Linked DNA regions of Homo sapiens: region 1 is linked to region 2. A link is an interaction called in ENCODE POLR2A ChIA-PET data of the cell type or tissue named here. Cell type or tissue: Panc1. All regions are shown on one strand. Each heading gives the region's core, and the rest is flanking DNA. Links, peaks and the distances in the headings are about the cores only. Region 1 overlaps LOC101929710 (a long non-coding RNA gene). Region 2 overlaps ELL2 (elongation factor for RNA polymerase II 2).

What was found. ChIA-PET counts read pairs that join two places held together with the same protein. Peaks named below come from ENCODE experiments on the same cell type or tissue, not always from the same donor. Only the 100,000 strongest peaks of a DNase experiment are listed, where the experiment ranks them.
Region 1: POLR2A ChIA-PET joins it to region 2 with 12 read pairs; 6 of 35 experiments call an interaction of 5 or more read pairs at or near these places.

Annotation. Positions count from the first base shown.
Region 1 is chr5:96,329,202-96,332,129 of GRCh38, forward strand. The region is part of intron 3 of LOC101929710 (a long non-coding RNA gene); the gene reads left to right. The region is part of intron 1 of LOC107986365 (a long non-coding RNA gene); the gene reads left to right. It overlaps LOC124901034 (a long non-coding RNA gene), which reads right to left. Exons shown (of 2, transcript XR_007058881.1): 2 at 1,226-1,782. It also overlaps a transcript of CAST not described here. Among named protein-coding and RNA genes, the nearest start is that of PCSK1, 100 kb to the right of the region's middle. In Panc1, for the core only: no CTCF peak of the experiment used is centred there; no DNase peak of the experiment used is centred there; H3K27ac peaks cover 2,500 bases.
Region 2 is chr5:95,885,763-95,888,690 of GRCh38, forward strand. ELL2 (elongation factor for RNA polymerase II 2) reads right to left here. Exons shown (of 12, transcript NM_012081.6): 12 at 1-2,928. Among named protein-coding and RNA genes, the nearest start is that of LINC01554, 35 kb to the left of the region's middle. In Panc1, for the core only: no CTCF peak of the experiment used is centred there; no DNase peak of the experiment used is centred there.

The DNA.
Region 1 (2,928 bases), core at 309-2,808, 440 kb after region 2:
GCAATTAGCCTCACTTTTGCACCAGGAAGAGAAATGTTAAGAAAACAGTGTGATAACGTGTGCTTTTAAATTGGTGAAAGTTGTGAATTTTAAAATGTCAGCATATTACTTCTCTTAATATTTTGACTCAACCACAAAGCTTTCTCTTATTAGGAATTTCAACTCATTATAAGAAACTGAAGCAAGCCCTTTCTGGCTCCCTCAGGAAAAAGCTGAACAAACAGATGGGCCTTGCTAGGAATGTCAATCAACAGGAGCCCTGCTCCTGCCCACAGATGCTGTAAATTTTACAGGGATCCCCCCTAGAACATAGGCCCCACTGCCCAGTTTCCCTGGGGAGCTGCAGCTAGAAATAACAAAGCCAGAGTCTTATTTTACTGCATTATTGCTTTCTTTAGAAGGCCTCATGTCCAGTAGCACTAACATGAGAAGTCAGGCTACTCTTTATGCTCCTGACATTTTCTGCTCCTAACAAAGCTGTAATCGTTACTGTCAAGATTTAACAATTTCAGAAATGGTGCTGATGACCCAGATGCCTTTCTTTGTTAACAAATAATTCCTGTGGCATTAGCTATTCTCCATGTATTGAAGGATTTCTCCCTCACTATCAGATTAATCTCAAGAAACTCTGCAAATATTCCTATATTCAGCAGTCTGTGCTTTGTGCAAATTAGGCTCTGAGCAGAGATTTGTTAAATTGAATTCTGTAAGAAGCATAACTCTATTTTCTGGGTTGGTTTAAAAGATATCTTGGAAGTTAAACATTTCTGTCTTTTTAGGACATTATTTTAATCATTAAGAATGGGCCAACTTGATTTCACAGTGAATTACCCATCTCTTGTCTTTTTCTCCAGAGTTAGTCATTTCTGCCAAAGAACAATGAGTCAGGAACACCTTGTCATTACCCAAATGGTTAGGATGTCCTGCTTTGGAGATATTGCATAGTTGAACCATATGAAATTGCTGATATTTGACCATTTTTTAAAAAGATGGTTTTTTAAAAAACCATTTAAAAAGACCATTTACAAAGATGGCAGTTTTATATGGTTCCACCTAAGACATATTTTCTCCCTTGTTTGGTAAGAGTTAGCCAGACTCCAAGATGTGGACAGAAGAGAGGTGCTTCCCCTTGGCTTCCCCCACCATCTCTGTGTCAGTGAGGAAGGGAGAAGGTTCAGTGCCCACTCACCTCTCACTTAGCTTAGTAAGAACAGAGGAAACATGGTGATGTCTCAAGGGGCTTCATTTTATGGACAAATGTATCAGTTGGGGATTTTTTAATGGTCACACCTTTTCAATAGCTCGTCGTTTTATTATTACTTCTTCTCACCCCTTTTTCCCCAGTTCCTATGCAGTTTATCAGCCTCTATACATTTAGATGGCAACGAAAATCATGCTTTTAAGAAGCTTCTAACAATCAGCATATGACTTCAGTCGCTCTAAAGCTTCCCTTGACAGTGTCACGAGGAATTTTCCCTTTAGTCAAAGCTAATGAAAATAAGATGTTGTGGGAGCTGGGCAAATCTAGTTTGTGAACATCCAAGAATTCTTTCATGATTTCATAACAGCAAAGGTATTATGTCTTGTGTTCTGAACCCAGGGTTCCCTTCTTTTGAGAAGGTAGCCCATTATGTATGAGTGTGTGGACCCTGGAGTGACTTCGGGAGAGGGTGAAGAGTCATGGGTGCTCAGCATCAGGAGAGGAATAAGGAAAGCAGTAACTTCTGTGCTCATCTCTGTCACTTGGATCCATGCCACTGCATATCTGCTGGGATTTTCTGCCTGTGACAATAATAAAATACTAGATCAGGAAGTGACCTTAAAAATAATCTAGGACAACAGTTGATGACACTTGCAAATCAGATAAAAATTATGGATTCCATTTCCAGGAAAGATTTTTATGTTCAGTTTTAGAAGGTTTATGTAGCTGAGGGTGTGGACTACAGGTTAAGAAACCTTGACTCAGGAGTCCTATCACCTTATTTTACACATGAGAAAACTGAGGACCAGGGGAAGAGACTAAAACCCAGTTTAATGATTCCACATCTAGTTCTCCTTTATCTTTCCTTAAATGTCAGATTACCTCCGTTACTCTTGTTCCCTTTCTTACACACAGAACTCCATGAAACCAAACCGAAGGAGGAGGTAGGAGAAGATGACAAAGGGGAAGTATGTGGCATCCCCCACTTCTAAGTTATGCAACCGGGAAACACAGGCAGAGCCTGTACCAACAGCAGTAATGAACTCAATCAACTTGTTGAAAAACATTTCAGTTATTTTAAACAAAAATACTACATCATTCATGTTTTCAGTTATTTTAGGCAAAACACCAAATCATTCCTGTTTTTCAGTTCAATCAATCAGCTCATGCTGTATTGCAGTTTATTCTCCTTGTTTTTATATACTCACCAGCATATAAAAACATGCTTTTTAAATATGTTTTTATTTATTTTCTGCAAGTAACTAGCTGAATCAAAGGTCAGAGTTTAAGGAGATTATTTTGTTGACAACATTACATATTTACTGAATCTCATCTTTATCCTGGCACTATCCCTGCCTGGTGGGTTTATAGACAGAAATGTCACAGATTTGGAAGGCTTTTCAATGCAGAGATTACTATGGATTAAATCCTTGTCTAACTGGTTTTGCTTTTTCAGCCTTAGATGATAGTGATATGGAGAGGAAAGATGGGGATATAATCATTCATGGGCCAAAGTTTGTTTCTTATCACACAGTCAACATGTCATTGGCAGAAGGTGGAACAGTCACTCCTGACACTTTTCTGCTTCTTCTATAAGAGAACTTTGTTAGGAGCCAGAAGCCCCTCATGGCTCACCTAATCACTGGCTCTGTAAGTGATCTGGGATAAAGGAGGCCTCAGAGTCCCCCAGTTGTAAAAGAGGAAAATCAAATATGCCCATCTGGAAA
Region 2 (2,928 bases), core at 175-2,674:
ATTTTTATAATCAATGCATGGAGCAATGATATAAACTGACCATAACAATTTTGTGAGAACAAGTATAAAACTATCCATTACTACCTTAAAGAGTTGAAAGTTAAGCCCTCTAAAGTATTCAAAGTGGAATAAATAACAAGGTAGGAAATGCAATACCTATATATTTTAAAAAGCCCACATCTAGTTAATGTTCTCTTAGTTTGTTTTAAATCAGTTGTTCATCCAACCTGGAGTTGATTTAAGGATGTTGGTAAAAATCTTCAAAAGTCCTTCAAATCATTTTAGATGAAATGTGATAGAAAAAACTATACAACTCATTCTCTAATCTTGCTATTTTTCACACCATCCTTCCAAAAAAGAAAAGAAAAAAAACTAGATAAATTCTTCCACCGGAGTAACTGACATTAAGTGGCCACTATTCCTGTAGTAATCATTTGTAAGAATCTAAAAGTCTTGCAGTAGGGGACGAAAAATGATTATAAATATTTTAATAGGCTCATGCCTCATCTTCAAAAGGGATGAAACTTGGATAGTAGCAGATTCAGAGATTTATAATTTTCAAATTTACAACTAATAGACAGACACACTTTTGCAAGGATCTGTCCAACACATACAACTAACATCTAAATTAAGGCTTTTACTGGTATGTGATCAGGTCTAAGGGTATGCAATGCTGGATTTCCATTTAGCATCTCCAGCTTTCATTGTTACCCAACTTGTAAACCAGAAGATGTGCTGATGTACAGGGTAGGAGCTCCAATGGCTAACCATTCACCAACTGGAAGGCTTGTTTGTAAACAGGTTCTGAAACAAGAGTTGGCAGTGAAACAACTGAGGAGGTGCCTCAGATCATGCAAAGGGGAAAAGTGATTTGCACCTGCTGACATGATGGACATTAAAAAAAAAAAAAAGCCAATAGTTGACCTTCAGTTCAAGATTTCAAGATTTACAGACCTAAAAGTTTAGAACTACATCCAAGCCAATGGTTCTCATACTTTAGCTTGCAGAAAGTCACCTACAAGAAACCTGTGAAAATGCAGATACTTGGGCCCTATACCTAGAGATTCTAACTCAGGTGATCCAAATGGTCCAAGCACCTTTTGCTTTTGAGAAACCTTGCTCATAGCAAATAGCAGCACACAGTCTTTGATTAAAAGGCCAAGATGTCCAAGAAATAACACCAATGAGTTCATTACCTATAGACGAACCACTCAGGAGACTCTATCATAATAATATGATGCCTGAATTTATCCCCAATTAAGTTTCCCTTTCCTTTTTTCAATTAAAAAGTTTGAAATAAATTAACGTTTAATAATGATTGTACCAATTCTGAGGTAAAAAAAGAGCACCAGGGATCTCAATGCTAAAAGAAACAGAATTCCTTAGGAGGTCCATGCTACATAGAACCAAAATTTCTGCGGTAATGTTATAGAGTTGTAGTGCAAAAGGGACTTGTTTCAGTCTTTGTATAGTCTGTATACTTCTGTATACATTTAGTATATTATCTAATCTTTCCAGTTAATGTTTTAGAACTCCAAAGAGAAAAGTTAATCTACATGCTCTCTCAAGTTTTCTAGATAACCAACATTTTTCTGGTTTACAGTGATACACAACAAAGTTATTCATTTATTTTTCTGGATGCTGGAGACAAACATCTTTATTAAAGACACTACCAAAATTTTGGCAAACATTTCAAAACAGATTTGTAAACATAATGCTTCCCTTTTCAACTGGCAGCACTTTGAAAAGACAATACAATAAGACAATACAACTTGAATCAACATTAATTCAAAATCCTTATATTTTTGACCACATAACTTATGTTCCCACATGATAAAACAAGTGACAGTTTAAATCAATGTCAACAGATAAACTCCATGAAATGAAAGTTTGTGCTGTTTGATGAATCACAGTATGTTATGGTTAAATATATCCACTCTTTTTTATATTCCTGGCACCAGGATGAAAAAAAAAATCTTTAAATATACCTCTTATGTAGGTAATAGCTTCTTTGCATATCTCTCTTCAAAAAATACTTTATAGCAGTATATAAATAGGTTACCTACACATTTCATTTTATAATTTTGTCCCAAAACTATAGATCTGTTTCATTTTCATGACATATCAATTTTTGCCCAACATTAATAAAGCTGACAAACTCGTTGAAATGGAAATGCTTTTGTCTTCCACAACAAAAGTAGCAATTTGATAGAAGAAAAAAAACAAAAAAACAAAAAAACACCCTACAGTAACACTCGTCAGTTGTTTAACCTGAGCGTTTGGCCTACTAGGAGTAGCAGCTTTTTTTCCTTCATGCACGCTCACATCCACACCACCTCTGCACACATACAGATCGAGCACACACTTCCAGATGCTGGTAGGCCACAGTATGCTTCCCATTGCTCTAATCAAGTGGGAAGCAGTGTAGCTAATGATTAACCACACTATGTACACAACTAGCAAACACCTTAAGGCAACCATTGCAATGGGGGGTTAACTTGCAGGGCGGATTTAATGTTCTAGATCAAGTCAGCCTGTATATACATATGTGTATGTGAATCTATACACATACACCTTTCTATTTTTTAACCCTCCAAGACAATGTTTATTTTTTTAATTTTGTGCAAATTTCTAAATATTCTACCATTTAAGGCAAAGAGTTTGCATTAAGAAACGTCAGAAAATAGGCTTACGTTTATCCAAAAGCATTTCACCTTGCACATTACTGTTGTTGTTTTTTAAACACATACAACTTTTAAGTGTGGACACTGGATCCCCAATATCTAAAAAATCATTTCTAATAACAAACACAAGTTTTTGAGGAAAAAAAACTGATTTGAAATATAGACAATGGATCCCCAATACCTAAAAAAATTATTTCTATTAACAAACACAAGTCTTGGGGGTGGGGTGGTGGGGAGGACCAGA